Regions from separate parts of the Mus musculus genome. Here region 2 is linked to region 1. Evidence: chromatin loops called from intact Hi-C (ENCODE). Cell type or tissue: heart. All regions are shown on one strand. Links, peaks and the distances in the headings refer to the core of each region. The heading gives the core; the rest is flanking DNA. Region 1 overlaps Kif13a (kinesin family member 13A). Region 2 overlaps Kif13a (kinesin family member 13A).

Evidence for each region. Hi-C counts contacts between places; a loop is a spot of excess contacts. Peaks named below come from ENCODE experiments on the same cell type or tissue, not always from the same donor. Only the 100,000 strongest peaks of a DNase experiment are listed, where the experiment ranks them.
Region 2: it touches region 1 in a loop (2.6-fold over the local background); 11 of 42 quality-filtered maps call a loop at or near these places.

The regions. Positions count from the first base shown.
Region 1 is chr13:46,904,852-46,921,495 of GRCm38, forward strand. The region is part of intron 2 of Kif13a (kinesin family member 13A); the gene reads right to left. Among named protein-coding and RNA genes, the nearest start is that of Gm22960, 11 kb to the left of the region's middle. In heart, for the core only: no CTCF peak of the experiment used is centred there; a DNase peak (open chromatin) is centred at 7,260; H3K27ac peaks cover 5,938 bases.
Region 2 is chr13:46,831,611-46,847,087 of GRCm38, forward strand. It overlaps Kif13a (kinesin family member 13A), which reads right to left. Exons shown (of 38, transcript NM_010617.2): 5 at 1,114-1,206. Among named protein-coding and RNA genes, the nearest start is that of Gm22960, 63 kb to the right of the region's middle. In heart, for the core only: CTCF peaks have their summits at 3,391 (motif pointing left) and 7,118; no DNase peak of the experiment used is centred there.

The DNA.
Region 1 (16,644 bases), core at 3,969-11,968:
GGGGTAGAGGCACCTTCGTGAGTCTTAGGTCAGTCTGGTCTACACAGAGTTCCAACCCTGCCAGGGCTACACAGTGAGACTCTATCTTCTAGGAAAACTGCCTTTAGGGTTTGTGTGGTATATGTGAACATAAATGTGTCATATTCAGACCTGGCTTCCATTCCTATCTCCTTTTGCACACAAGCAAACATCTAAAGATTTGAAGAAAAAAAAATCCAAACTTTGAGACACTTCCGGTCCTAAGCATTTTGGTTTAGATTCAGTTGGCATTTTTTTCCTGCCCTGTAACTGGGTGGAAACAATGCCTACCAAACAATTAAGGAAGTTCAACCGTCCACTGGCAAGTTCCTCCTTCTCTCGTAGGAGCTGACAATATGGCAATACACTCGAAAGCAGGTTTCGAATAGTCATGGTTTTCCTAGAAATGCTTAGGAGACATTAGGAGAAGCACTGAGAGTCCAGAGAGAGAAACAGGCCATCAGGTGAGAGGGGGAAACCGTGAGCCTCCCTGATGTGGTGAGCCAGCAGGATGAGGAGGAATGGACTGCTTCTGCGGATGGGCGTGGCCGGACCCTCCATACCACGTGGATACCAACCCAGCCCTGGAGGCAACCACACCAGGAAAGTGGTGGTGGGCGCGCCTCTGTCTGCATTAGCACTTCACGGAACCATGAGATGGCTTCCATTCTGCCTAATAAATTCCCTTTCCTCTGGGCTTCAATAAGTTAGAAGAAAAACCCAGGCAACCCGACAGCTGTCCACTCAACTGGCCTCACTCCTGCAGGACTCACGTTTGGTTCCTGCCGTTGGTTTTGTCTTATGAATGACAATGTGATTGATGAATGAGGCTTACACTATCTGTCTGCCCCAAAGCTTCTTATGTGGGTGCGGATGATTATTCAGACTGCAGATCTCCCTATCCCTTTACCTCCTACCCTGCTCAAGGCACACACACATGATCTTCGTCCCAGAGTTGTATTACACAGCCTGGAAGTCTAGATAATACAGAGTGTGCTTCCCATGACAAGCTGAGACCCCAAACAAAAGGGAAGAAACTTTGGGTCATAGTGCACATCTGGAATCTCCGCACTTGGGAAGTAGAGGCAGGAAGGTCAGGAGTTCAAGACCAGCTTGGGATACAAAGTGAGTTCTAGGCCAGCTGGATGTACACAGTGAGTTTAAGGCCAGATACATAGTGAGTTCGAAGCCAGCTTGGGATACATGAGAGTCTGCCCCCCCAACCCCCCCAAAAAAAGGAAGTGTGGGGGAGGGAAGGGGAAGAGGAAGGGGAGAAAAGGGAAATAGAGAAAAAGCAGTTTGAAGCCGAGGATGTGAGGCTGAGGATGTAGCTCAGTGGAGAAGTGCATCTTGGGATGTGCAAGCTGCTGGATTCGATCCCTAGCACCACAAGAGAGAAGGCAGGAAGAGAGAGCAAAGGGGCACAAGACATGAAGTGAGCATGCTCAAGCACATGAGACGACGAGAGGAGAATTGTATTTTTCACATGACACTTCACCAATGACTCAGGTCCCAGAAACCACCTGGGTGATGGTGGCATTCAATACCCTGATGCTGGCTGGCCATGGCTACACGGTGCACTCAACTGTAAAAACTCAAGAAGGCCACCCTTGAATGGGTGCATTTTAGCTTAGGTAAATTATACCTTAATAAAGTTGGGTTGAAAGTCTATTATCCAGGATCTAATTATTCAGGTTGGGGCAAATCAGCTTCATTAACTCCTTTCATTCAGTTTAAACTGCCTGCATTGTAGCTGCCCCATTAATTCTTATAGAACATAAAACTTAAAAAAAAAATAAATGCCAATGTTGTTCAGGTAAGTCTACTTTTCTAGTTTTCACAAGCTGTGATCATTTGCTGACCTGAAAAGGTAGCCTAATAAATCTTTGCTGTGGCTCTTAAAAGTTGACAGCAGGGGACTGGAGAGATGGCTCAGCGGTTAAGAGCACTGACTGCTCTTCCAGAGGTCCTGAGTTCAATTCCCAGCAACCACAAGGTGGCTCACAACCATCTGTAATAGGATCCAATGCCCTCTTCTGGTGTGTCTGAATACAGCTGCAGTATACTCATATAAATAAATAAATAAATAAATAAATCTTTAAAAAGTTGACATCATCAGCTGAAGGTATGGCTCCTTTTACCTTATATTCTATACTTTAGGGTGGTGGTTGGTGGTGGTGATGGTGGTGATACTGATAAATTACTTAGTGAGCCATTGGGGTAAAATAACAGGAAAACAATGTATAAAAACTATGGAAGCGTCTGTTGCTATAAGAAATAAAATCTGTGTGTGTTGGGGGTGGGGGTGGGGTTCCACAGAGATCTAGCCATGCTGCTTTCTCAAAGGGGAAGAAGCATTTTCAGGAACTGTTGGGAAGTAAATAGAAGCAGGCAGATGACACTCTAGGCAGATTTTGCATGCACGTTAGTACATAAGGGACACTGCCATCTGCACAGCTCCAGATCTGGCTCTAGTTAATCCCATGGAAGTGTATTTTAGAAAGCACTTTCTAGGAAAGTACAGAGATATCCACTGAAGCTTGTGTGCCATCAACGAAAGGCTTCCTGGGATCCTCCGTGAACTGCCTCTTAGCACTTCTTCATGCTGTGTGGGATCTATCTAAGTCATGCCCAATCTTTACCTGTTTAGACAAATATAACTTGGTGATAAAGAAATGTCACTGCCATCACTCTGGGTGGTGCACTGTGACCACCCCACCCTTGGGAGGCCAGGGAAGGAGAGTTTTGAGTTCAAGAAGAGCATGGGCAATTTCAGTGAGACTCTCTAAGGTTAAAAATCAATCAATAGGGAGGACTCACAAGGGGATGTCTCTGTAGCATCCACCAGCGCTATGATCAATCCCTAGTATTGAAAAAGAAAGGAAGAACACAGGGAGAGGGAGAGGAGAAAGAAATGTGTCCACCAAGGCCAAGCACACAAACCCTCTGAAACCTGACTATCCAAGTACAGCATTCAAATACAAAAAGAATGTGGGTAGAACAGAGCTCTTGTCCCTTGTCACATCTCTGACAGGCCATTTCTGTAGCCAGCACCTCGGCAGTTATTCAGAGAACCCAGACTTCTGGTTCCTGGTCTTTACAAAAATCTCACATAGCTTTCCCTGAGTCAAAAGTTCCATTCTCCTTTTAGCAGCAGGAAAGGGGGAAAATATTACAAGTGACTCAAAACAAAGCTATCCGAGTGCGCGTTAGCGGGCGTTTCCAGGGCAACCCAAGATGCCTGCGATGCCGACTCCCTTGACTGGCCCGGCACTGAGTTTGATTTGCCCTGTTCATTTATTTCAGACTCACCGTTATAGTAACAGATACATTCATTTTAGCACTAACTTTAAATTGATGTAATAACACAAACTCAACAAATTCAAAGGTACCAATCTGAGCCCAGAGAAGTGGCAGGTTAAGATATCTGTTGCCAAGCCTGGCATCTATGTTCAATCCCTGGGATGCAGGCGGTCCTCTGACCTCCACAGGTATGCCATGGTATGCAAGCATCTTCCAACACACACACACACACACACACACACACACACACACACACACACGTAGATGAATGTAATTTTCTTTAAGTGCTAGTTTGGTACAGGGTTAAAATTTTGTACCTACATAGGTGGAAAAACAGAGGTGAAGCTAAAATGAAAACCATCAATGGTAGCTCATGGAAATTATGTGTAATTTATTTCATTTCCTCTAAGGTGACCCCACACTACAGCCTGAGTATACACGAGAAACACCCTGGTATGCCCATTTGGAGTTTGTTTCTTATTTTGGTTTTTTCCCCCCATTAAAAGCATATTTTATTTTTTGAAACAGTAAGTATTCAGGATTGTGGAACATGTTTTTGGCAGTGATTGTGGCATGTTTTGGCAAATCCAAAAGTTCTGAGGACTAGCTAAAGGAACACAAGCAAGAAGACACTCAAGCTGGGTACGGAAAGGAACACCTGAACTCTGGCACTTGAGAGGATCAGGAGTTTCATGTTTAATAACCAATGTCTTGGCTGTAAGTGAGTTCAAGGCCAGCCCGGGCTGTATGAGACCCTGCCTCAAAAATGAAGAGGAGATGAAGAAGAAGGGGAGAGAGAAAGAGGAAGGAAGAGAAGAGAAGAGGAGGAAAGGGAAGAAAGAAAGGACAAGACAGAGTCTTGAGGGCTAAGAAGGACGATCTGTGTATACACCAAAAAAAATTAAAAATAAATAAAGGAGAGGGTGACTAATAAGCAGAGCATCTGTGACAGCTACTCTAAACACGTGACATGCCTGGGGGTTTCACACGGACCAGCACAGTCACCTGACTGCACCCTCCTACCTTGATCACTGTGAGAGGTAATTTCAAGGAATCTTTGTTCCACTACTTGTGTAATCCCCCTGTCGTACGGCTCCGACTCACATGCAGAATTGGTCACTAAAGCAGCTGCCACTGAGAGCGTTATCGAGCTCACTTGAAGTTGCGGGTGACAGCACATGGAGTGGAAGCAGCTCACCCAAGGTCACCCAGCTTCGGCAAGGTCACCTGGCTAGTGTTCCTAACACTAAAGAAGAACAGAAAACTCAGGATCCAGCCTGGCTCTGCAGATGCTGGGCTCCCTTGCAGTACAGATGCCTTCTCAGAAGCGAGGTAGCCTGAAGGGGAAAGTTTGCAGACAGGAGATACTAACACAAGAGGGAGAGAAAACGTCAACAAGGTGGAACTGTGCTCAGACTAAACCTCCAGCACAGGGTGCCTAGCGGCGGTACACATAGCAACCACTTCCAGAGCTTTAAGGAGTTATGTATCCCAGTGGTATAAATTACTGCACACCAACCATGAAATGCATTAGACGGTTGACAGTCTGATGAGCAAACCATATTTATCTCTAACCTACATTTTGTAAGTTTTCAAATAGCTGCTGTGTTTATAATGAGAATAAATGACACTAAGAGCAAAGAAGTTGCTGGAGGAAAGAAAGAAAGAAAAGAAGGAAGGAAGGAGGGAGGAAGAAAGGAGGGGCTAGGGGTCATTTATTTCCCCTGCACAGGCAGATGTTAGCTATGAGTACCTGAAAAGGCTCAGGCAGCATCGTTAGGATTAAGCATAACAACAACAAAAGATTGGAGTCATAGTTTAGAGATGATAATGTAGTAGCAAGCATGAAGCCACTGTTTGACCCCCAACCCTACAAACAACAAGGCCAGAACTAGAGCCATTTATTTCATCTACGGCTGAGTCATATGAAAAGTGCTCAGAATTAGAGAAGACAGAGAGAACCCAACTCAATCACCCAGAAAGAATGGGAAACCAAATTTGTCTAAGTCAGAGAGAAACAATGGAAAAACATTGTAACAAAGATCCTGTGGAGTCCAGGAACCAAGAAGACATCTGCTTAGTCTCCAAGGCTACACCAGCATCCAGGCTGCTGCCGACCACTATTTCCCAGCAACTTTTACTTCCCAGAGTGCTCAGTGTGGTTTCCATCTCTCAACTGGCCAGCCACAGTGGTCTGCCCTCCTGCTGTGACTTCCAGCCATGGGATTATGCTCAGTTTGACAACCACTGCACCAGGTATCACCAGCAACTCACCGTCAAGGGGCTTGTTAAATAAAACGTAAAGCTTTACATGACCAACTCTGTAAAGAATAGACAGAGACTTGACAAAGTCTACCAAGGCCTTTCTTACAAACATAAATGTGAACAAATTTTAAGTTATCCCTGCAGCATGCCACTCTCCGGGGACTTCCATGCCAGTGTACACTCTTGGAGCACATGTTGAGAATTTTCCTCAATGCTGAGAATGCCCAGGGGAGTGACAAGTTCAGGAGCGTCACTGGTCCCCATGTTCCAGACAGGAACATGGAGATTTCACAAGCTTGCTTTCCAACTACAATAGGCAGCAGAAATTCAACTGCCTCTTGGGAACTGTAAGGTTGGGTGCCCAGAAATGCCCTCAGCCCCCAGGAGGAAGACGGCCATGGTATTCACAGGCAACAACTGCAGGTGATGCTGACAACTGGCCAGTGTCTCTCTTTCCTCACTCTCAGTGTTGTCCCTCTCTTCCCATGACAAGGGAGGCTCAGAAGAATGCCCAAGGCAGAGCGGTGTAGCCCCTGCCTCACCAAGACTGAGATCACATACCACCCGGAGGTCAGAAGGCGACACAGACTCAGGGGCATTCCTGGACATGAATTCCTGGTTTCATGACTTTGCCTAGAGCTTAATTCTCTCCCATAAGTTCCTGGATAAACCTCAAGCGAAAGCTGCCATGCAGACCGTGCAGTCAGTAAACCTTTACAATGTGAACTCCTGCCAAACACTGCGTGACCTTTTGGCTGAATAACCATCACTTATGTCATGGAGTGCTAAGCAGTGGCAGCCTCTGCCTGTCGGCCCAAAGCAGTGATTGTCAGTGGGATTAGGCTCTAGAGCTACGTTTGTACTGCCATGTTCCGGCTAGCTCGGTGCGGGAGAGCGTGCCAAACATGCACACACACGGCCCTGGATCCAACCCCCCAGTACTGCCGAGAGCTCAGGGAGGCACAGTAACCAGCCTTCCACATTGCTATGATCCCAAAAGCCACACGACAGCACGGAGTCCATTATTATGTAATAATCTAATGCAGAAATTAGAGGCTTCAGGAGGCCCACACTAAGATGAAGAACCGCAGTGACAGTCTGAGGACCGCCCCACCGCAGACCTGTGGTCCCAGGCACAGCATCGGCAGGGCTTACTGTACTCCATCACAAAGCATCTAGAAAGGGCATATGATGGAGGAAACGGAAAGCAGAAGAGACTCTCTCTGCCAGCAGTTCTAGGAGGGGACTCTTCTCTTAAAGAATGGGTTACTGTCTTTAACTCTCAAGTAACAGGGCTTGGCTGAGGGATGGAGCGATATTCAAATAAATGGGTGCATAGGTTTTTAGTGGCACTAAAACTCTACTCACTATTCCCATGTGACTCTACTGCTGACCTGAGTATAAAAAATTCAGCAAATAAGGGACTCAAGGGGAGAGGTTCCCGTCGCTAACCTCCCTGGTCACCGCTGCCAACGATCCCACTGGGTAAATCAATGATTACAGTTTGATTAATTTTGTTTTGACAGCCAGTCGTCAAAGCTGACAAACTGTGGGAGGCATACAAGCTCATTTACCTCCATACCGCCATAGGCTCTCCTCTCAGAATCCGGCCATGCGAACACAGCCACGAGTCCCCCACATGAATCATGCCTGGACCAGATTCTGACCAGCTTTGATTGGCTGCTAATTTAAGGCTTTCTCTTTCTGATTTGAAACCCAAGGTCACCTAAGGCATACTGCAGCCACCTTACTCTGTTCAGTGGCAGGACCAGGCACAAGCCTGCCCTCACTGCCCAGAGCCCAGTCTCTGATGGCAGCTTTGAGACCGGTCTGGAAAGTCAACTTCATCAAGGCCCAGACCTCTCAGCCTGAATTAATCTTCCTTCCATGTCCTGCCTCTACCCTGTATCCTGGTTCCCCATCTTCTTCTTTCTTTGCTTCCAAGGTGAGACGGAGGAGCAACAGCTCAGTGAGAGAAGGGAGGGGCACACGGAAGAGCGAGACATCTGTTCTATCCCTTAGGTTTCTGTTGCTGAGATAAACCCATGAACAGAAGCGGCTTGGAGAGGGAAGGGTTTACTTCTGTTTACAGCTGACAGTCCTTCGTGAAGGGAGGTCAGAGCAAGAACCTGGAGGCAGGAGCTGATGCAGAGGCCATGGAGGAACACAGCCTATTGGCTTGCTCCTCATGGCTCGATCAGCCTGCTTTCTTGCTTTCTTTCTCTCTCTCTTAAAAAAAAAGATTTATTTATTTTATTTATATGAGTACACTGCATCTGTCTTCAGACACCCCAGAAGAGGGCATCAGATCCCATTACAGATGATTGTAAGCCACCATGTGGTTGCTGGGAACTGAACTCAGGACCTCTGGAAGAGCAGCCAGTGCTCTTAACCACTAAGCCATCTCTCCAGCCCTTAGCCTGCTTTCTTAAACCTCCCAGGACCACTTGCCCAAGGGTGGCACCTTCCTCAGTGGACTTGGCCCTCCCACGTCTATCATTAGTCAAGAAGATTGCCCCACAGTCTTGCCTTCCGCCTGTCTAATGGAGGTATTTTCTCAGCTGAGGTTCCCTCTTCCCAGATGATCCTAGCTTGTGTCAAGTTAACAAAAACAAAACAAAAACAAACAAGCAAAAATACCATCCAGCACACCTGGGCTCCTCGTTGACAAAACCACGGAGCTTGAATGCAGACAAGATGGTGCACGTGGCAGAGGGGGAGGGGAGGCCACCGCATGCATGTGTCCAGCACTCTGCAAAGCAGACATGCTGCACTGTACCACCTTTGGTGCAGCGCCCCCACCCCAGCTTCATTCTTTTATGCGCGCGTGCACACACAGAACGGTTCTTCCCACCCGTGATGTGGATTCCAGATACAAACTCTTCACTAAATGAATGACTGCCGACAGCCCAAGAGACAGGGAACACCCATGAATAAGGAGTTCCCTCTGCACAAAGCGCACTGTGCCCATTTGAGAGAACCATAGGCACGGTGGTATCTTATCGACTGAGAAGTGGGATGTGCCTGATTGGAGATCAGGCGGGAAGTCATTAAAATGTGAGCTGGAGAGAAGGCCAGTGGCTAAGCCACATCTGGCAGCTAACAATCACCTGGAAGTCCAGCTCCAGAGGGATCCAGCGTCTCTAGCCGCCACAGGTGCCAGCACCCAGTCAGCAGATTCCAGTACACACAATTAAAAAGAACAAGTCATTTTTTTAAAAAGGGCATGCCTCATTTAATGAAAGGTCATCAGAAAACACTTACAGATAAAACCATGAGACTCTTTATTCATTTACTTTGAGGCAGGGTCTCACTGTCAAGCCTAAGCTGGCCCTGAACTGGCAGCAACTCCCCTGCCTTAGTTTCCCCAGTGCTAGGACCACACTCCACTTCCCTAAGACTTTTTTTTTTCTAATTACTATTTTTAGGTACTAGAGAGGAACTTCTTTGCTTAAACCTGAAATGAATAAGAAGCCACAGGAGAAGCAAACGGGGTCAGGCATCCTCATGTGTCCCAGGGACGTAAAAAACTGTCAACTCTTGGGGGCCTCAAACACCAGTCATACAGCCTGGAAACGGAGGCACTGCGAGTCAAGGTAAGGTTTGGTCCCGATTTTCCAGTTAGAGTGTAGTAGACTCAGACCCAGAGAAGCGGCTTGTCTCCCAAGTCCACACTCCTGGACGGGAGAGCTGCGTATGGTAAGGAGGACTGCGAATCTGATCCAAATCAGTTAGAAATGTAAAGACGCTTACTCTATTATGGTGATTTTTTATAACTGCCATGTGGTTGTCAAGGGTCACATCTCTACTTAACACTCTTGCCACACCATGACAGAGGCTTACACATGGCTCCAGGGTCTAAGCTGACATGCAACTGTGTGTGTCACACACACACACACACACACACACACACACACACACACGCCTAAGGCATGCATAGCATAAAGCTGGCCACTTACATCACAATCTCTTCATCAACACTGCAAAAGACAAGCAAGCAGTTTCTCCTTATGGGGTAAACGCTGTGGTTCGGATGTAGATTCAGTAACTCTAATCTGAAAATCTAAAACCCCACAGATTCCAAATCATAAAGCTTCTTGAGAGTGGCTATGTCCCACATAGGAAATTCCACATGAGACAAGTCATGGGCAGCTCACATGTTCACTGAAAATATTGCATCGTTACCTGCAGGCTACGTGTATAAAGTGCAGATGAAACAAATGGATTTAGTGTTTAGAGCAGGGCCTTCCTCCCATGATGCCTTGTCACGTGTGCATAAATACTCTGCAGCTTGACAAAGTCAAGGGCTGAAATACTAGTCCCAAGCATTTTCAACAAGGGAGGCTCAACCTGTCCAGGGTAGCTTACAATAATTTAAATTTTTTTAAAAAATTCTGCTCAAGGTAACTTTGCAAATGACGGATTTGCTCAGTATGTCAAATTACACAGAGAAAGACAGCTTGCTGTGTAGAAAATCCAGTGCTGGGCTGCGGATACGGCTCAGTGTGGAGAGGAACTACCAGGGCTGATGACCATGGTTCAGTCCCTCAAATAGAAAGCGAGAACTGGGTCCCTCATATTGTCCTCTATGTGCATGGACACAAACACACAAACAATAAATAAGGAAATGTAGAACTGTAAAATAAAATTCAACATAGATCATAATATAAAGGCAACTCCGTGGTCAATTGTCTTGTTGTTGTTGTTGTTGTTTTGTTTGTTTTTTAACCTAGGCTGGCCTCCAACTTCTAGGCTCCAGCAATCCTCCTGTCTCGGCCTCCTGAGTAGCTGGGACCACAGCCACTACCACATCCTATTGGCCAATGTTTTAAGCCAGTAAAATCCTATAGTCATCTGTGCTCTGGAGTGGCCAGAGGACCCAGAGAATCCAAGGAACTCAATATTCTTCTAGTCGATACAGTAAACTTCAGAGACATCAGGGGAATCCGACTGCAGACCACCGTCCAGGCTGACCTAGAGTAATGGTCCCTTCAGCCTCCAGGAGAGTAGAAAATGAATGTGTCACAATTTTCAATCAAAGGAAGTGGGCATAGTGACACACATCTTTAATCCTAGCACTTGGGAGACAGAGGCAGATGATCTCTGAGGTTAAGGCCAGCCTGGCCTATTTACTGAGTTCCAGGACAAACAAGACTATGTAGACACCATGTCTTAAAAAAATTATGAATTTTAAAATTCAATAAAAGTAAAATGGCCAATGTAATCCCCTTCCCCTGGTACCAAGCTGCCCCTTAGTTAGGGAGGAGTCAGGACAAGTGGCTATTTTTTTTTAATGCTGCTTGTTCGGAACAATGTAAGATAAGTTAGAAAACTCTTTATGTTTTATTTCTAGTAGTTTGGGGTTGTTTTTTTTTTTGTTTTGATTTGTTTTAATTCTTAGGTAAACCTAGGATAGCTGACTGTCTTAGGGGAGAAAATAACTGGAAGGAAAAGTACTGTTTAGGATAACAGTAGACCAGCAGTTCTGGAAAATTCATCTCCGCTTTGTAACTCATTACAAAAATGAAGACTGGTAAATACTAACTAAGCTGACCATCACAGCCAGCAACACTTCAAGGCTCCTTGCAACTTTTCTAACAGGTGTTACCACGCTAAAGTTTCCTATTTGCTCTTTTTGTAACTCTGTATTAAAACTTCAGACCTTTACCAGGGCTCCATGCCGCTTAATTGAACACCATTATTTTGATACACGCTCCCTACTTCCACTCTCCCCTGCCTTTGGAAAGCAATGGCCTCCAGAGTTGAGTCCTCAGGACCTTCCTCCATCTTAACATTCTTCCTTCCCATTCCAATTTGTACCTGAGTCCTGCACTTCAGTTAACTACACGGAGCAGCTAAGAGCAGAGAACGAAAAGACAAGCCAATACCAAAGCCCTACCAAAAACCTCTCAGCACAACTTCAGCTACAAATCTTGAGATGTCCTGTCCTTTAATTTCTGTATACATGCTGCTGTGTACCCGAGCCTTTATGTGCATGTGGGCACAGGTGCCTATGGCCGTCAGATCACCTAGAACTCCGGTTACAGGCAGTTATGACCCATCCGATGTGAATGCTAGAAATGGAACTCCGGCCTTCTGCAAGAAGTGTGTGTGTGTGTGTGTGTATGTATGTCTATGTGTATGTGTGTTCTAATCTAAACATTTTTAATTTTATTTTAAAATACTTCTATTATTTTAATTAAGTGTATGTGCAAGTCTGTGTAAGAGTATGTGCATGTGTCTACACACCCAAGGAAGTCATATGTATCACACTCCACTGGAGCTGTGAGCTGCCTGAAGTTGGTCTTGGAAAAGCAAACTTAGATCATCTGGAAGATCTGAAGCCACTCTGGCCCCTCATGTTTTCAGTTTTCATTTATGTGTATGCATGTATGTCTGTGTGAGCATATGCCATGTATCTGTAGTTGCCCCAGAGGGCCAGAAGAAAACCTCAGATCTCGTGGAACAGGACTGATAGGTGACTGTGAGCTGCCCAACACAGGTGCCAGGAAACAAACTCAGAGCGACTGACAATCGCTCTTAACTGCTGAGCTATCTCTGCGCCCTCGGCTACAAATCCTTCAACACTCTCCATCTAGCTGAGCTAGTGAGATAGGTGGGTAGGAAGAGCAATCGGTTTTGGACCATTTTATTAAACTACACATTAGAATGTAAGTATTTTGAAAGGCCTTTTTACTTTTTGCAACACACTGCACGAAGCTCTGTGGCTACACCCAGCACCCAGGATAAATCTGTGCATACAAGTATTCAAAGCAGAATGCCTACATAGCTCCTCACCCGCCCTGCTTCTCCTCTGAGTCTTCCAGCTTGTGGGATGTGAATGTCTGTGGTCACTGGTAATGGGTGTAGAGCTAGGGAGTGTCTGTGAGAGTCAGCACACACACACACACACACACACACACACACACACACACACACAGAGCCAACTGCAAAGAGTGAAGCTTCTCTTTCCCCCAAAGCTCCCTACCCATTCCATGTCTTTAAAAAAAAGCAAGAGAATAGCAAACAGATGCCTTTCTTGAGCCTGACAGCAGCAAAGCTCATCACACCTAAAGGCCAGACTCAGACAGGCCACAAGGAGCCAAAACCTCCACCCTGCTTAAGGAAGCAAAAGGACCAAGGCCTGTAATTCCAACTCTCAAGAAGTGAAGGCAATAGGCTCTGCAGTTCAAGCCAGCCTTGGCTACATAGAGAGAGCTCAAAACTAGCCCAGGCTATGAAAGACACTGTCCAAAAAGTATATAAACCAGAGTAGAGGCGCCCACACACACATACACCCTGAGTTCATCCCATAACAGAAGGCAGTAAAGAGTAGTGGGGATCCCTCGGGATTTTTGGCTGAGATCAGTGTAGAAATATGAGGGATTAGCTACAGAATGGTAGGGCTACAACAAAACCCTCAGAAACAACACAGGCTGGGGTTAGTAGAAGGCATGGATTGCTCTTAGAGGATCTGAGTTTCATTATCAGCACCATGTCCACAGGCTCACAACCACCCATCACTCCAGATCCAGGGCATATGGTGCTCTCTTCAGGCATCCTCAGGTACCTGCATGGACCACCACACATATACATATCATTAACAACAAACAGAAACAACTTATTCTTCTTTTCACAAAAAGGAAGAAGGAAGAAAGAAAGGAAGGAAGGAAAGAAAGAAGGAAGGAAGAAAACAAAGAAAGAAAAGGGAAAAAGAGAGCTGGGTATGGTGGTCTGAACTTTTAATCCTAGCACTTAGGAGGCAGAAGCAGAGAGATCTCTGTGAGTTCAAGCCCAGCGTGGTGTGTGTGTGTCTGTCTGTGTGTGTGTGTGTGTGTGTGTGTGTGTGTGTGTGTGTGTGTGTGTGTCTGTGTGTGTATCTAGATAGACAGAGTAAGTTTCAGACTAGCCAGGGCTACACAATAAGACCTTGAGGGGGAGGGGCTTCAGAGCAAGTTAGATTTTATGCTAACAGCTGTGAGAAAGTTATTTAGTCCACTCTATATATTGTTTCATGCCTTATTGCCCAAAACAGCTGCACATCACACACACACACACACACACACACACACACACACACACACACGCGCGCACAAAAGATGGCATCTTATTAGAAGATTCAAATCAAATAGTTTTCATAATGTCCTGTAGGCACACAGAAAAGACACCTTTCTAGCTGCAGGAGACAGAGTCTCTGTAAGCACCCCAGGCCCCAGCAGGCTGGTTGATAAGAGCCTCAGTGTCTGGAGCTGGTGGCTGTCTTATTTCACTTGACACCTTCAAACCTCCAGTCAGCTACTGCAGATCAGCGGAGCCTCCCACCAATGGCCTCCCTGGCCTCCCCAAGACTCCTGACACTGACAAGACGAGAATTAAAAGGCAGCCCATTTTAGCTGGTTCATCTGCTGCCTACTTTGACTCAGTTCTGTATTTAGGGACTGTATGTGGGTAAACCTGAATGTTAGAACTTGGAAAACAAGAGCAAAAATGACCTTATAGATGATCTAATCCTGACTACAGTTGTGCCAACAAAGGAACTTAGAGGCAAAAGTGGCCCACTGGTGGCTAAGCTCAAAGTGGCCCGTTGGTCACAGGAGCAGCAGTACTGGGCAGCACTCAGAATTCTCACTTCACCACAGTGCCATTTGACCACTGGCTGCCCCATCCTGGGAACGCCAGAGAAGACGTGAAGCAGGGCACTGGGGCCCATGAGTCTGAGCCTGGAAAAGAAAACTGTGTCTCTTTACAAGCCAGCATCCAGCAAGTTCACAACACCTAGGAGACTCCCTGACTCCTTCTCCCTTCTTCTCCCCAACTCCAGGAAAGACAGACACTGAGGGTTTCAATCAGACACACCGGGCTGGAGAGCCCTTGGGTTATAAAACCGGGCTTCAAGCTTGGCTTGTTAAACTGAGCTAACAATCTGCAGCAGCGGCTTTACATGGGAAACCAGTGTCAAGTTTATGAGTTAAGAGAAGTGCAATCTAATTAGGCAATTTTGATTTAAGATAGTTGCTGATGCTATTAATGCTCCTGGACATTCAACTAGCTGAACCTTGGCATGGCTACTCCCCAGACACGAACACCGAGTAAGACAATCCCCACTCTGCCCTTCCAAATTCTTGACCTACAGAATCTATGGATGTAGCAACATGGCTGTTTCAACCTGCTGGCAAGAGGTGTGTTAAACAGTAGTCACTGGGGCTGGTGAGATGGCTCAGTGGGTAAGAGCACCCGACTGCTCTTCCGAAGGTTCGGAGTTCAAATCCCAGCAACCACATGGTGGCTCACAACCATCTGTAACGAGATCTGACGCCCTCTTCTGGAGTGTCTCAAGACAGCTACAGTGTACTTACATATAATAAATAAATGAATCTTTAAAAAAAAAAAGAAAAAAATTAAAAAAAAAAAAACAGTAGTCACTGAAATGCCTGGGAAGCCTTTTTCAAGGTAAAGTGTCCAAGCTACACTCTTTTCCACTGTGCTGCTTAGTTTCTTGCCTGCTTGACACACGTTAGTTAGAGTCATCTGAGAGGAAGGAAGTCAACTGAGAAAAAAGTTTCCATTAGATCAAGCTGTAGGCAAGCCCGTAGGGCACTTCTTAATTATTGATTGATTGACTGACTGGCTGATGATTAATATGGGAGGTCTCAGTGCATTGTGGGCAGGCTACCCCTGGACTGGTGGACCTATCTGTGTTCTACAAGAACAGGCTGAGCAGGCCATGGAGAGCAAGCCAATCAGTAAGCAGCATCCCTCTGTGGCTTCTGCATCAGCTCCTGCCTCCAGGCTCCTGCGCTGACTGCCTTACATCAGAGTCTCCTGGGAGCCGGTCAGAGGTGCACATCTCTATGTGGACTGGTTCAGAGCACTTCAGTGACTTAATGTCCGTTCAAGTTCTCAGGTTAGACAGAAAGGAGATTTGGCAGAAACTGGCTTTTGGGTTGCCTTTTTCGATGTCCTCCCTCATCGGTAGCTCCAAAGAGCATCAACTTTTGACTTTGTGATCATGAAAGAGAATAGCATGCGGTATACTGTGTCTAAGATGGTATCTATGTTAGCAAGCTAGGAGGAAATCCCTTCCAATTCTTTTATCATTGTGGGCGTGTGTGTGTGTCTGTGTGTGTGTGTGTGTCTCTATGTGTGTCTGTGTGTGTGTGTGTGTGTCTGTGTGTGTGTGTGTCTGTGTGTGTCTGTGTGTGTGTGTGTCTGTGTGTGTCTGTGTGTGTGTGTGTCTCTGTGTGTGTGTGTGTCTCTCTGTGTGTCTGTGTGTGTGTGTCTCTGTGTGTGTCTGTGTGTGTCTGTGTGTGTGTGTGTGTGTGTGTGTGTGTGTGTGTGCATTCCACATGAGTGAACGGGATCAAGGAGACCAGAAGAGCACATCAGATCTACCAGAGCTGGGGTAACCGGCAGCTCTGGGCTGTCATGCTGGAACCCAAACCCAGGTCCTTGGCATGAGCACTAATTACTCAACCCAAGCCACCTCCCCAGCCCCTGGGCCTTTCAGTTATGCTAACGACTCTAAGAAGACACCATTATGTATGTGATCATTAAGAGAGCCAGCAGTGAGCTCTGAAAATACAGAAATGGATAAAAAGAGTGAAACTCAACAGACTATGTAATATTAAATTTAAAACGGCGAGAGCTATGTAGCATGGCAAAGCACAAATGAAAGAAGAGCTTATCATAAGCCTGTAACGAAAATATTCACATTACACAAGCAAAAGTAATGGCTGAAAGGCTGGTCTGTTACAACTGTTACTTTCCATTTCTTCTATTAAGCTTCTTATAAAGCAAAAGATAGTTGAGTGCTGGGGCGATTCTGTGGGGATACACGAGTTTGCTTTAATCCGAGACACCTCGGTGAGGATAGTTTGGGAAGTATTTCCACTTTGTCAATGACTTTGAACAACCAGTCTCAGGGTAACATGATATCATCCCTGGTTTCAGTCAAACGAAGGGTCTGGGACAGCAGTCTCGGATTCCTGAACCTTGATGCTATTGGAGTAAGTCGGGCACGGAAAGGCCAGTGCTCGAGAGAGGAGAGCTGGTAAGGAG
Region 2 (15,477 bases), core at 2,290-10,289, 75 kb before region 1:
TATGGGGTGGCACTATTGGAAGGTGTGGCCTTGCTGGAGTAGGTGTGGTCTTGAAGGACATGTATCACTGTGGGGGTGGGCTCTTAGACCTTTCTCCTAACCAAGTGGGAGCCAGTCTTCTCCTATTTGTCTTTAGAACAAGAGGTAGCCTGCCTGGATGCTGCCATCCTTCTGTCATGATAATAATGGACTGAACCTCTGAACCTGTAAGCCAGCCCCAATTAAATGTTGTCCTTTACAAGAGTTGCCTTGGTCATGGTATCTGTTCACAGCAACGAAACCCTAATGCTGGGACACACATTGCATATACAGTAAAATCCCAGCATCCAGTCATAGCTGGACATACCATATGCTAAATTACCCATATTCTCTTCCTGGGTTCTCACAGCCATGTGACACAGACGGTGGCAGTATTATTAGGAATCATTATTTATTTCTACTCCAAAAGAACAACAGCTCAGAGCCGTAATAGCTGGGCCCCAACTGTATTTTCGATTTGCCTGTTTTGTTCTACCTGTTTCGGTCTAGAATCTATCATCATTTTGGAACCCAAATGATGGTGGGGGGCAGGGGGTGGGGGGGGGCAGGGGAGACTCTAAAAATATTGTATTGATTCTGCCAAAACATTTATACTATGAAGCTGATGATTTCTTTTCCAGTTCAAACACAGGTTAAAACTATAATTTAGGAAAGTGATGCTTAATAGCACGGAACTAGATGTGCTCATTAACACAGAGATTAGGCAATTACCGAACTGATGTATTTTCGAAATGTGGGATAGTTTTGATTGCAAGATGTCAGGAGAATTTTTCTGCATTTCTCAAACTTCCCCAGCCTTTTAAATGTTAGGAAATTATATATATATATATATTTTTATGAAATGGATGTAGCTCATGCTTGTTCCACCAGAGGTCCTGGGTTCAATCCTCAGTACCACAAAGAAACAAACAAAACAAAACAGAGAAGGGACAATTATTTATATAGTCTTCTAATTTAAGCGCTAAGGGTTAAATCCAGGATTTTGCACACGTTAGGCAAGCCCTTTGTCCCCTGAACTACATCCTTTCAAACACTTGTTTCATTTCATCAGCTTCAATAAAAGCAACATCTTACCTGTCTGGCCATATGCAAAAATACAAGCATTGTATCCCTGAAAGGCTTTCTCGAGAATTCCTTCCCCGAGGCACTTGAAAACGACTTCTTGACCTAGAAAACAAAACAAACATTTAAGACTTATTGGTTTCATGTGCATGCGTGGGTAATCACAGAAGCCAGAAGAAGGTGTCAGATTCCCCGGGGCTGAAGTTACATGCAGCTGTGAGCCACCTGATGCAGGTAGTTCTTAAAGCAGAAAGTACCTTAACTGCTGAACCCAAACAGATATTTAAAAATAAAATAAAAAGGGTGATTTGTGTTGAGAGATGTATGTTTTTATAAAAAGAGAGATGTGGTTTTATATTAACGTGTATCAATGTTTAGCTTGCATGTATATGTGTATGTATACAACACATGCAGTTCCCTCAGCCGCCAGAAGAGGGCACTCTATTCCCCCGGAACTTAAGTCACAGACAGTTGTGAGCCACTGTGTGAGTTCTGGGAACTGAACTTGGGTCCTCTGCAAGAGCAGCAAGTGGTCTTAAGAGTTGAGATATGGGAAGCCCTCTACTGGTGTATTAGTAATAACCTCTTAGTCCTCCCCCCCTCAAAATTTACAGTACAGCTATAAATGAGAGTGCAGCAAATGCAGTTTGTGTAGATGGGGCTTGCTTTGCTGCCCCTGTTGCTCTCAACTGTACAACTCCCAGTGAGCCTCCTAACCTAGCCTGCTCAGCAGCTGAAACTCTAGGCAGGGATAACCACACACAACTGGTTTGCACTTTCAGTTTTGTTCCTAAACTACTGCCGAATATTTGGATAAGTTCACGATTCCATACTGCTGCTGCTTTGACATTTCTCGGGGGATTAAAGTTCCTTCTCCATTGTTAGCAGGCTGTACAAAAGCAATGTCAAAGTTGGTTTCCTTTTCTTCTTTAGAAATTGTATCCAAATGTTATTTAATACGAATTGTCTTGTCTCCCATCTGGGTTTAGTTTCCAAGTAGAGAGAACCCTGAGTACATTTTCTTAGGCCCGCTTCCTCCCCGCACTGTCGACTGCTGGGAAACTGCTCATTGGTGGTGGTGGAGGAGGTGACAATGGCTAATGCTGACTGTCAGTCAGTGTGACAGGCTCTAGAATCTCCTAGGCAGCAAACATCTGGGCATGCCTTTGAGGGATGATCTGGATTAAGTTATCTATAGGGAAGACTCTGCATGTGGGCAGGGACACTCCATGGGCTGGCATCCGTCCTGGACTGAATCAAAAAGAGAAAATGAGCTAAGCAGAACCGCTCATCGCTCTCTCCTTCCTGACTGCCCACACAGTATGGTCAGGGGCCTCTTGCTCCCTGCTATGCTTGCCCTGTCCTCCGGAATTGTGAGCCAAAAGGACCCCTTCCTTCCTCGACCTGCTTTGGCCAGGGTACTTGATCAGGACAATAGAAAAAGTAACCAAGATGTTGCCATTCACCAGTTCACAGATCCACCTCATCTGTGCTCCTGCAGGAGGACAAAGGCAACTTCTCTTTCACTAACCCTAGCCAATCTCAGCTCCTGCGGCTTCTACCATGACCTACACTATCATGGAGTGGGACAGAATAATTATGACATGTTTAATAAACATTCAAGGTGGCATGCGCTTTCTTCACATTGATTATCAGACAATGAAGAGAATTACATTATACTTCCTTCCCCCTGGTTACTAGAACATTCGCTCCCACAGCATCTGCAGGCACTACTGGCTTATATACTATTTCCAGCTCTGGAATGAGTGCACCCGGATGTCAGAGATGGCAATCTCATTATCTTTGTAATCCCAGTGCCTAGTATAAAGTGCTTAATAAATATCTGTTGAAAGATGGGAGTCAGTTTAATTGCTTCATCCTCCATATATTTGCACATTCAAACATAACCAACTGCGAGCTATTGGTGGCGTGTTTCTCTCTGACGGGAGGCTGGATGGGGTTTCAGCATTGCCTTGCAGTGCGTCCAAACTTCAGAGTAAGACGCTTCAAAACCTGTCACAAGAGACTAGAACTGACACTTCAATCACGGGGCTGCCAAAAAGTGAGATTCTGGCAACGTCAAATATTGTTGAGCTGTAGAAGTAGGCGTCGCTTATAAACCTCTGCTGAGAGAATCATCACAAGAGGCCATTTGAAAGGAAACCCGAGACTGGAGTGAGCTCAGAGGTTAAGAGCGCTGACTGCTCTTCTAGAGGACCCTGGTTTGATTCCCAGCAACCCCAGAGCAGATCACAACTGGAACTCCAGTCCCAGGGGATTCACTGCCCTCTTCTGGCCTCCTTGGGTACTGAATGCAAGCGCTGCACAGACACACATGCTGGCAAAACACTCATACAGATAAAACAAAATGAAAGGAAGCCGGACGGGAAGGGGGTAAGACTCCATTCTGAGCCACTGTGCGCGCATATCTGAGCTGCTCTCCTCACATGACCTCGTCAAAGATGTTTTGGCAGCACTGTTTAACATGCTAGAACCTGCAGCCAAGTTAAGTACCCAGCAATAGCATGAGATTGTATGCCTTAAATGTAAGCGTTCCAGAATGAAAAAGCATATACTTTAAAAATAAAAAATAAAGTACTTACACGTGTCAACAATTGTAACAAGAAACATTATTGAAGAGGGGAAAGCCATGCCACAGTAACTATGTAAAGACTTAGACATTATAATGCACGAGTCACCCACACAGAGAGAAGGGGGCGGGTTAAAGTTTGCAAAATGAATCGAAAAAAAAAAAAATCCAAATTTACATCGCCTTTCCTCTCCCTTTCTAACACCTACCATCCAGTACAGCGCTTCCTCCTGACACGTTGGTAGCACCCACAGATTTTAAAAGCAAACAGAATTTTAACAGCCTTGTCTAAACACACAGTGCGTTGTGAGGTGTGTGTGCACACAGCCACCAACAGCATGGCTTGTCCGCGTCACTGTCTCTGACACACATACTTGAAATACCGCTCTTAAGTCGCAGTCTGCTACAAGGCTCTTGATCTCCCCCCATAAGAATATCAGTATTTTCTCCTGTTTTGAAGGGGCCTTCCTTACTCTCTAAGCACTCTGGGCTCCGATTCAAAAGACAGGCCAGGCCTTAGTCTTGAGTCAAGCCTTGGCCTAGGCAGGATGCAGAGTAAGCTCAGCTGTGCTCAGGCTTGGTAGAACTGCCCGTGGTCCAGACTCAAGCCCACTCTAACGCTGTATCAGCCCAAGCAGATGACCATAGCAATCCCGTTTGCTCTTCCACACTGGTCAAACACTCCCTAGGAAGGAGCAGGGACAGGTGGGACAGGACTTCTAGCTACTGGACCATAATCCACAACTTCAATTCTGCAGACTTGGGGAACAAAACCAAGAATACTGGGTTGGTTTGCATTCATCAACTTGATTGGCTTTAGACTCACCATGGAAACCCACCTCAGGGTGTGCCTGTGAGGGTATTTCCAGAAAAATGTAACTGAGGAGGGAAGGACTCACCTCGAGTGTACCAGGTAGCAGCATCTCCTGGGCAGAGTAAAAAGAAGCAAGCAAGCTCTGCATAGCACTCACCTCTCTCTGCTTCCTGACTTCTAACATCATGTGACCAGTGCCCCCCTACGTCCTGTCACCATGCCTTTCCCACCATGATGGATGTAGCCCCCTAAACTGCAAGCCAAATAAACGCTTTTCCCCACTAGGGGCTTTCTGTCAGGCATTTGGTCACACAACAAGCAAAGTAGCTGATGTAAGTGTGAGGGCTTGGACTTGTCCCCCAGCGTTCACTGGCTGGAAACTGGACCCCCGGAGCAGGAGTATCAAGAGGTGGTAGGGCCCTTTAAGAAAACACTAGGTAGGTCACAAGGGTTCTATCTTCATGAATGGGGAAATGTGGTGATCACAGGGGTGAGTTTGTATCACAGGAGTGAGCTTGTGCTGAGGCCCAGGATGGCCCTTGTCCCGCTCTCAAGCCAGGAACTAGTCTGCCTGTATTTATGCCAAGAAGGAAGAGATGGCTTCCCTATCCAGTTGGTGTCTTTATCTGTAGTCACACTTTATAGATTTCTATTCTAACTTTAGATACACAGGTATGGCAGGTGACCTATAAATATGATGACAGGTGACTGGGGTCAGAAAGACTGTCATCTGCCAAGACCTCGTCGCTGGTGAATATAGCCAGTCAGGAGCTCAGGCCTCGGACACTGGTGATCAATCAGCCGCTCTTGCTCTTGGTCTCCATGGTGAGCTTAAACTCTCAGAGCCTATCTGGAGCTTCGTTTGTGTGTTTCCTTGTTTATCTCTCATTCTGGCTTCAACTATTAGACTATGATGTCAAGGCCCATTGCAGCTCTACAGAGCATAAGGCATGCGTCACACATTCGTGTTTGATGACAGAATATAACCCGAGCTTGTCACATTTACACTTACCTATTGTGTGGATGTGTGGCTGTGTGGATGCATGTGTGGATGTGTGGATGCATGTGTGGATGTGTGGCTGTGTGGATGCATGTGTGGATGTGTGGGTGCATGTGTGGATGTGTGGATGCATGTGTGGATGTGTGGATGCATGTGTGGATGCATGTGTGGATGTGTGGCTGTGTGGATGCATGTGTGGATGTGTGGATGCATGTGTGGATGTGTGGATGCATGTGTGGATGTGTGGATGTGTGGATGCATGTGTGGAAGTCAGAGGAGGAGACAATTCTCGCACCTTTTCATTCTGTGAGGTTTGGGACTTGAACTCAGGTCATCAGACTTGGCAGCAATCACCTTTACCTGCTGAGCCATGCCATCAGCCCCGTGGCTTTTCATATTTAATAAAGTTTCATTCATAAGTGGGATATGAGAGAAATTTGGAAAGCAAACAAATGTGTGCGCGTGTGTTTATAAGTGTTTATACACATAAATGCATAAAGCGAATGTTTTCGTGTATTTCTGGAAAGAAAATTTTTTTCTCCCTTCCATCTGCAAGTAACGATACTAAGATGCAACTAGGAAAACAGTAAAATAGAAAGAATTACTGTGAAGCTTATGTGTTTTCAGAAATCTACAGCTAGGTTCCTTGAGAGACCGGAATACATTTTATTATAACTTCACATCCCAGAGAGAACTTATTCTTTTTAAGACAAAAATAATGAGTATTTCCTTCATCTATGTGAACATTTTTTTTAAAAACCTCTTATTTAATATATATTTTCAACTATCGTGTGTGTGTGTGTGTACATATGAGTGTGTGAGTATGTATGTGTATGCATGTGCATGCATGCAGGTAGGTAAACTTTCAGGAGTCAGCCCTCGTCCTCTACCCCGTGGGGCAGGAGATCAGACTCAGTTTCCCAGACTTGGCAGCAAGCACCTTTACTCACTGAGCCATCTCAGCGGCCCCTATGTGAACACCAAGCTGGCCATCTTAGGATTCTGATATAGGCATCCCAGCCCCACCCTGCAGACATCTCCGTTCGCTTTCATTTCCCAGGATTTACAGTTTCCTACACTTTCCTGCTGACCGCCATTGCAGGGATTCCCCAAATTAAACACGAGGCCTTCTCTCTGACACCCGTCACTGCTGCTCATTATCCTGACTAGGCCAGGTCAAGAAGGAAGAAGACCCCATTTTTAAAAGACTTATTTATTTATATGAGTACAATGTAGCTGTCTTCAGACACACCAGAAGAGGGCATCGGATCCCACTACAGATGGTTGTGAGCCACCATGTGCTTGTTGGGATTTGAACTCAGGACCTCTGGAAGAGCAGCCAGTGCTCTTAACTCCTGAGCCATCTCTCCAGCCCCAGCTCACTTACTCTTAACGTTAAGTAAATAGGCTGTCTGAGTTCTGAGTCACTTTATAAGCTGGCTGGTACACCCCCCTCCCTTGCTTCTTTCCTGAATGCATGCTAAAAACATCAACTGTTGGTCCATCATACATGTTATCATATATGCTAAAGACATTAACTGTTGGCCTATCACACATGTTCCAAGTATTTTTCCCAACTCTGTCATGCAACAGTTTTGTTATTTCATATTCAGATATTAAAGAGCATAGCTAGATGGCAGCAGTGAGCAAGTTCAGCAATAGCCCAGCAGGTAACAGCACTTCCCATCTGATGACCCCACTTTGTCCCCTGTGACCTACATGGTGGGAAGAAAGAACCGATTCACATATATATGCAACGTAATTATATATATATATATATATATATATATATTTTTTTTTTAGCCAGGTAACCCTGGCATGGTGGGAAGAAAGAACCAATTCACATATATATACAACATAAATATATATATATATATATATTTTTTTTAAAGCCAGGTAACCCTGGCTGTTGTGGCAAGCTGGCCTCGAACTCATAGATCCACCTGCCTGCCTCTGCCTCCTGAGTGCTGGGGTTAAAGGCGTGTGCCACCACTGCCCAGCCCTAAAAGCAAAACTTGTAATACTCAAATCCTTTCTCTTTCCTTTACAGTTTTTGCTCACAGTTTTCACACACAGTTTTCACACGGGAGTTTGCTCACATTTTCGTTTAGTTGTGAGTCCTGCCTCTCCCTGGTGGAGGGGCTCTGGGAAGGCCTCATGTCTTAAAGTGGCAAATGCTGAGCGCTCTTTCACTTGACTGATGACCAGGATATCAGGCTGGTCACAGAGGCACCAGCCACTGTGCCTAGCTAGCGAAGAGCCTGAGATGGTTTTTAGTCATTATCTACAATGAGTATCATCTTGTCATTAGTTTGGTGCAAAAAAGGAAGTCACCAGCTAGTCACCGTTCCTTCTGTCTTGCCAGAGCTCTGTACAGCTTCCTAGTTTTAAAGATGACAGTAAAAAGGATGAGACAGTGGACAGCAGTCCTCAGAAAGGAATCATTGTTGCCTGTTTTTTTTTTTTTTCATAGCTTTCTTTGTGGTCTCACTGATAAATGTAAGGAGGGAGTGTTTCTCACATTAGAGAGAGAGAGGGAGCATGCTAGGATCCAGGATAGGCAAACTAGTCCCCAATCGTTTGCAACATTAGGATAGAACGTTGCAGTGGGAAAGAACACGCTATAATGAACAGCAGCAGTAAAAAAGCCAATGGGACCAATTCTATGGACTTCTCATTATTTCCCCACCCTGACGCTGTGTGAATGCATGAGCCCTGGGCTGCAGTTATGCTCAACCAATTCTTTTGTTCAGTCACCATCAGGGAATCACTATTACAGGAAGAATAGCTGTGAACGTAGTCAAGATCCCAACGGTTAACCAAATCTTCACAGTGTACCATGTATCCGTGGAGCAGACTCTGCCCTCATCAACAACAGTCTCTGCAGGCAGCGCAGGGATGGCTTCGCTTCTTTGCTCTGTCTTAGAACACTGGACATCCCAAAGACCCACACAAAGACCCATGGTTGACCCAGATGAATGAAGGTCTTTCTTTCCCCCTCTGTAGTACTGGGGGCTAAACGTAGGGTCCTACATGCTAGGTAAGTGTTCAACCACTGAGTTCCATTCCCAGCTGCGAGGGTTTTTCATTAAAAAAAACCTTCTGTCGTGTTCATGTCCGTATTTTTAAAAAAACCTTTCTCAGCCTAGGAAAGAATGACTTAGCCGCTGCTTCTGAACCCTGGCTCACACACACACACACACACACACACACACACACACACACACACACACACACACAAAAGGCAGCTGTTTATGCTGCATGGTGGGAACTAGGGAATTCAAACACTGCCTGGGCAGATCTCATAAAAGATGCAATATTCCCACCCTGAATGCTTCCCAATTACAGTTTACAGTTTACACGCAAGCAGAATGGAGTGCTGTTTGTCTAGGCAAAGGCCTACAGGGAGGTTCAGAAGTCCTGTGGGAAACAGGAGGATCTATGGGTATTTGTTCTCAACCCAGACAGACAGAGCAAAGCTACAAGACTGCCCAACCCAAGAGGCCCGTGGCTTCCTGGCAGAACCCGTGTCAGGGAGGCATCTTTGGAGACCGCCCTGAGCTTCACACACCCGCTGCAGTGAACCCACAGGGCATGCCGCATCTGACCTCACTGTTAATAAGCATGGCCAAGACGCCCTTTTCCTTCAGGGTTTATAATCGCATCTCTGATGACCATGTAGACAAGTTATAAAACCCGGGCATGCCCAGTGAGACATGCAACACGACGTCAGAGCAGTAACAGGAGCTCCTGTGTGGGACCTCTGCAAGCTGAGTCACCCAACACTGAGTCACGGATGATACGGATCTTTGAAAAACCAACACCGCCAGGTCTCCCTACGTGGGCGTCACCTGACCCCTTGGGAACAGCAGTAACGGCCTCCCAGCCACCATGCTAGGTCTTTACAATTCAGGGTCTTGACAGCAATGCACTAAAAGGAGTCAACTTGGAACAAGGGAAAAGACAACTAAGTCCTGTGTCCAACATCTACCTACGGAACAGACAGGATGGACCGGGGCCTAGGAAGTAGGATAATGAAGAAAGAGGGTATGGTCCAAGTTGTTTATAATCCACATTTAAAAAAAGCACCACCATGGACACAGCAGAGTGGATAGAACTCTTCAGCAGGGTGCGGCACAGTATAGACTTCCACGAACAGAATATACTTCTACGTGGGAGAGTATAGGATCTAAGATTGGAACGATGTTATAGCTTAGGTCTTTAATGTCTCCAAAGTCCCACAAGTTAAAGATTGCTGTCCAGGGTAGTACTAGTGGGAAATAGTGGAGTTTTTAGATGGTAAGAACCTAAGTGTGTAGAGAAATCCTTGGATTATTGGGGGTACGCATGAAGAAGACTTAGAACCCCAGTTTTCCCTTCTTTACTTCTTGACCTTGAGGTTAAAGGTTTTAATCTACCTTGCAGCCAGTCATTATACCCTGTCTTTTATCTCAGTACCAAAGCAATGGGGCCAATCAGCCATGAACTGAGGCCTCCAAAGCTTTTCTCTCTATGTAAGGTTTGATCTCAGGTTCCCTATAGCTACGGAAGCTAACCAATACAAACCCAACCCGAGATCAAATTGATCTCTTAAGCCCCTTCTTTTCTTCATCTCTTTTCCCTCTAGAGTTGGGCTGGCAGGAGCTTGGCTGTGCATTTGTGAGCTGCAACTCCTAGCCCTGCTTCTTTATGAAGGTGCTTTCTCCTCTACACAGGGCTGACAGCCACAGTAATTTTGATGACTCTGAACTTGGCAGGGGCTCAGATCCAAATCTGAGCACCTGGATAGTACAAGAATGGACAGGTCTCGCTTGCATACCTCAAAGGGAGAAGAAGGCCTTATTTGAATGAGGTTTAAGCAAATTCCTTCCTCAAAGGCCTTTGGCGTGGGGAGTGCAGCTCACAAAATTTCTCACATCCAGAGACTTCAGGCCATATTTAAGTTGAATGAAACCAAACTCTAGTTCAGATAAAGGAACAAAGACGTTAAGCCTACACCTGGAGGTGCAAATTTTAATTTTTCAATCAACTTCAGAAGTTTACTGTGAAGGGACCTGGTAAAGAGAACTTGAGAAACTGGGCCACGAAGTGAAAGCAAGCCTCAGGCCACTTTCCACTGTGGCATCCAAGTGCTATCAGAATGGCCGTTCAGGGAAGTGTTACTTGTACCATGGTAGGGAGTGTCTTACCCAGACAACATTTCCAACCCAGGGACACTGCTAGGGCTGGCATGAGCTGGCCGTTTCTGTTGTTGTTATTTCTAGATGAAGTGGCTGACTCACAGGGAAGAGAGCCAAGGAGCAAAGAAAGCAAGATCGACTGGGGAGCCTGTCTCCACACGAATGGCTGCTGACAAAGAAGCGTCCCTCAGCTCTGACAGCATTTGACAATGATTCTCTCCAGTAAGGTAGCCGGCTCAAGCTTCTGTCCCTTCGAGAGCTCCTGGCTGTGGTGGTCTTGGGGAAATGTGTAAATAGTGCTCAGCCGAGCACCTGGGCTCAGGAGTTTGGACAGCATCTGTCTGGAGAGAAGATTCAGGTACTAACACTCCCAGCTCAGTCCCACACCACGGCTTCTTAACAGAACCACTCTAGGGCTCAGGGAGACGAGACATGTCCAGGACAGGAGTCGAATCCATACGTCATCGATAGAATGTATCCCTGTTTTTATGTCATCGATAGAATGTATCCCTGTTTTTATGTCATCGATAGAATGTATCCCTGTTTTTACGTCATCGACAGAATGTATCCCTGTTTTTATGTCATCGATAGAATGTATCCCTGTTTTTACGTCATCCATAGAATGTATCCCTGTTTTTGTTTCCATTCACATTGGTCATTGCTTTTACCTATAAAAGGTAGCAGGACCTTCCCAAACCTCTATTTTTCTTCTCTGTGAAATGTGGACAACAGTATTTCCTATCTGACTCTACCTTCTGGTCATTCTATCTGCCCCCACATACACACATGCAAAAGGCTCAACACCATGCCGGGAAGGAATGTGGTATGTGGACTGTATTTTATACTGTGGTGACAGTTATCTGCCCCTCTGAACACAGCTATGTCAAACTGTTTCTGGGTCAGAAAAAGGAAACATGAAAAAGTTGGGGTGAGGAAGGATTTAAAAGGATATCTGGAGGCAGGGCTGTGCGTGTCTGTGCACACAGCACCCTGGGTCCCAGCTCCAGTGCAGATGAACCCTGTCATGGTGGTGTACGACTAGAACCCAGCACTTGGGAGGTGGAAGCAAGGTGGTTAGAAGTTTAAAGTCACCCTCAGCTTCAAACACAGCAAGTCGGAAGTCAGCCTGGGATATACGAGACCCTGTCCCCAAATTGAAAAGGGGCCTGGGGGTAGGGTAGAGAAAAAGACACATTATATAATAAATATATGCTATAAATGTAAATAAACATATATGTCTACTTTAAAGTTCATAACTTGCTCATTCATATTTTGGGCATCTTTACCAATTGAATTCTCCTGAACTGAACTGCTCACTCGTGTCCAGCTCTTGAGATTCACAGATATCAATAACCTTTATTGATATAAGCCTGATCCCCAAATCTTCTACCAGTTGAGGTATGATCTATAAAGAGTCAGTCGTACTGGGTTCCAAGTTGGTTTATATCAAATGGATGTCTTTGTGATTATATACTTTAATTAAACAAATGAGTTTCTGGGTCATTGAGATGGCTCAGCAGATAAAGGGGCTTGCTGCCAAAGCCAGACAACCTGAGTCCCACTTAACGGAAGGAGAGATCTGACTCCAGCAAGCTGTTCTCTGATGTGTGTGTGTGTGTGTGTGTGTGTGTGTCCCCTTTCTCCCCTCTCCCCCTCTCCTCCTCTTTATTTTTAATAAAAAATTCTTTAATAAGAAGAATTGTTGATCTTAAGGACTTAGGACGCTCAGGATCTTGATGAAGCAGATTCTCTAGAATGGTCACACGTGTGAGACAATTGATAAAACGCCGTAAAGGAAAACGAAATCAGACCTGGAAGGGGCTTATGCTGTGTTTCTTTGGTTAGCGGCTTTCAAAACAGCAGGCACTGTGTACAACACAGGCTGACCCTAATGATGTCTGAGCAGCCAACATCAGTGTTCCTGCTGACGACATGAAGAACTGCTGCAGCTTTCCGGAATGGCTAATAACTGTCAGCTACTTCCGGGATGCACAGAACTTGCTAAGAGTCTCAATTCATCCTCAAGTTCCTGATAATGAAGGACTGTTATGATTGCCTACCGTTTGGGTCCAAGAAAGCCAACCCCAAGAGCCTGGGCCTTTTTTCTCCAGGTAGTTACTAAGAGTTCACTTCAACCATCAAATGCTTACGCCTAAATGCATTAGGCCCTATTGATATTATGCCATTCTGCCCGCAATTTGGTTCTAATTTGGCAACCGATAGCTCTTAGAATGTTAGTTTTGGTGCACACTGGCTCTATCGTCTCAATTCCCTTAAGCAACGAGAAATTGATCATTTCCACCTCTGACCACATAACCTCCCCAGATGGGAACAGAATCAAACACGGCCATCCGGCTCTGGCCTGCAGCTCAGCCCTCAGCCTGGAGGTGCTCCTGTATCCTCACACAGTGTGAAACACATGAGGAGATCAGGAGTCAGCAGTAAATCTTCTCTCCCAGGTTGTGGGGTACCCACAAATGCCCAAGAACACATGGTTTCAGTAAATTTGAGCAAAACACCATATGGCAAGAAAGATTACATAATTTCTAGGACAATGTTCAGAATCTCCATGCTAAGGAAAATTACTTACACGAACCCCCATGTATGCCACCACCCGACTGCTACTCTTTCTTTCTTTTAAAAAAATACTTGTTTTTATTTTTATTTATGTATTATGTGTTTGTATATGCCACGTGTGAAAGAGGCTGAGGAGATATCAGAACCCCTGGAACTGGAGTCACTGGAGGGCGTGAGCCACCCATGCGGCTGCCAGGAACCAAACGCCGGTCCTCTGGAAGGACAGCAGGTGTTCTTAACCACCGAGCCATCCCTCCAGCCCTCAGACTGCTTTTTCTATCTGCAGTAAGATTCAAAGATAAACAGGCAGGAAATAGACAGCAAAGCTCTTGGAAACCACTTACCCACCGGCAGGGCTCATTTTAGGAAATGAGATTTTTTAATATATTGATTCCCTATCAAGAAGGTCTTAATTACCATTAGCACGATGTAATCCTTTACTGACATGGCTCAGGTTTATCACTATGGACTCTAATTCAGCCACTTTCTAATCTTGTAATGAGAGCTACATGTGGCTGCGTGCTGAGGTTGGGGGAAGAGGTGAGTTTACACAGAGGGGGCAGGTTTGAGGTCTAACTCTGCAGTCTAGTAACTTGTCTGCCTTCTCCCCTCCCCTCCCCCTCCCCAATTATTCCTACCACAAAGACTTTTGCTTCAGACTCAAAACTACCTGTCAGACATTACAATACCAACATACCAAGAGGGTAAGAGGAGGAAGAGATACTTCAAGTGCACAGTGCTCCAAAGCACACTTCACTTCCATGCAACGCTAACGGCCGAACAAGCCAGCCTTTGATTCGCCAAAGAAGCCGGGACAGCCACAGCTGTGCCTGTCCGCACAAAATGGATGATTCGGCTTTATGGGAGACGTGGCTGCAATCCTTTACCTCATCCTGTCCACAGATGAGGAAAAAGGTTATCTTTATCTCACCAAAGCCTGGCAGCTTGTGGCAAAACCAGGTGCCGTAAATCCCAGCCTGGTTGGTTTGTTTGTCAACGGACTGATGCTACCCATGGCCCTGACACAGTGAGACAATGAGACATTTGAGGACACATTTTATGGGATTCTGTGACACATACACCAACAGTGCAAAGGTGGGGGTCGAGAATCAGAACCCCATTGTCTGATGCAAGCACTCACATTCTTTCAGCCCAAGCCTTGAGGTGTCCTTCTCGATTCCAGAGAACTCAAGAGTTTCAGGTCAAAAAGCCAGAGAGGGTAGAGTATCTCGTGATAGTTTCTAACAAACAGCAAGACTCAATTGAGGATTTAATGTTCAGACCCAGCCCATGACGCGGTGAGGGATCTGGCATCCTTGGCTTGCCCAGCCCATGCATCTAACAACCCCCGCTCGACCTGCCAGACCCCAGTTTTGAGAGCTGCTTTGAGAGCCTGGACTCAGGCTCAATGAGGCCATTCTTCATGGAGCCTGACAAATAGGTTGGTTTCAGGAACTCTGTCCTTCTCTCTCCCCATTCCCCTTACTTCTCACCAGAGAATGAATGCTTCCACCTTAACGTCTCTAGTCACAGCCAAGAACTGCTGTTCCTTTTAATCAAGGAAAACAGAAGTCAAATTAGTGCTGAAACCAAACATATCTCACCTACAAGCAATGCGTTTCCTATGCAGATTCTCGATCATAGTCGAACACCCGAGAGAACAGGGACCATGAATTTTATATTTTGCTAAGAGTGTTATAATATGTGTGTAATAATGACCATATCTACAGAATAAGAAAAGTTCTACCTTTCCCCTCAGTACTGTAAAGATGTATGTTTCCATGAATCAAGAGACCTTATTTCAAGGTTAATTGAAACTTATTTGAATGGTTCACTCAGCCAAAAATTGTGCCAATGTTAGATTACCCGTACATTAAAAAAAATCATTTTAATCTATTTATAATTCTGATCACAGTGTTCCTCAGATCCTAAATCCCACAGACCTCTTATCATCTGGATCCAATGAAGTTGTACTTGGCTGAGAAGAAAGTCTTCGGGCCTGCATGCTACACTGCAAGAGACTACCGTGGTGTCCTGCAGGCAGCGATGGAAGACATGTGCAGAGGGATACAGGAATAAAACCATCTCTGCTACACTGTCTCAAGCATCCCCTGCCATCAGCTTACATTTTTCACCTCACTGATCTCTACTTCTTAGCCTGGCTTTGAGGATTTCCTGCCATCACAGCCTCGCTTCCATCTCTGCTCAGGCCCCT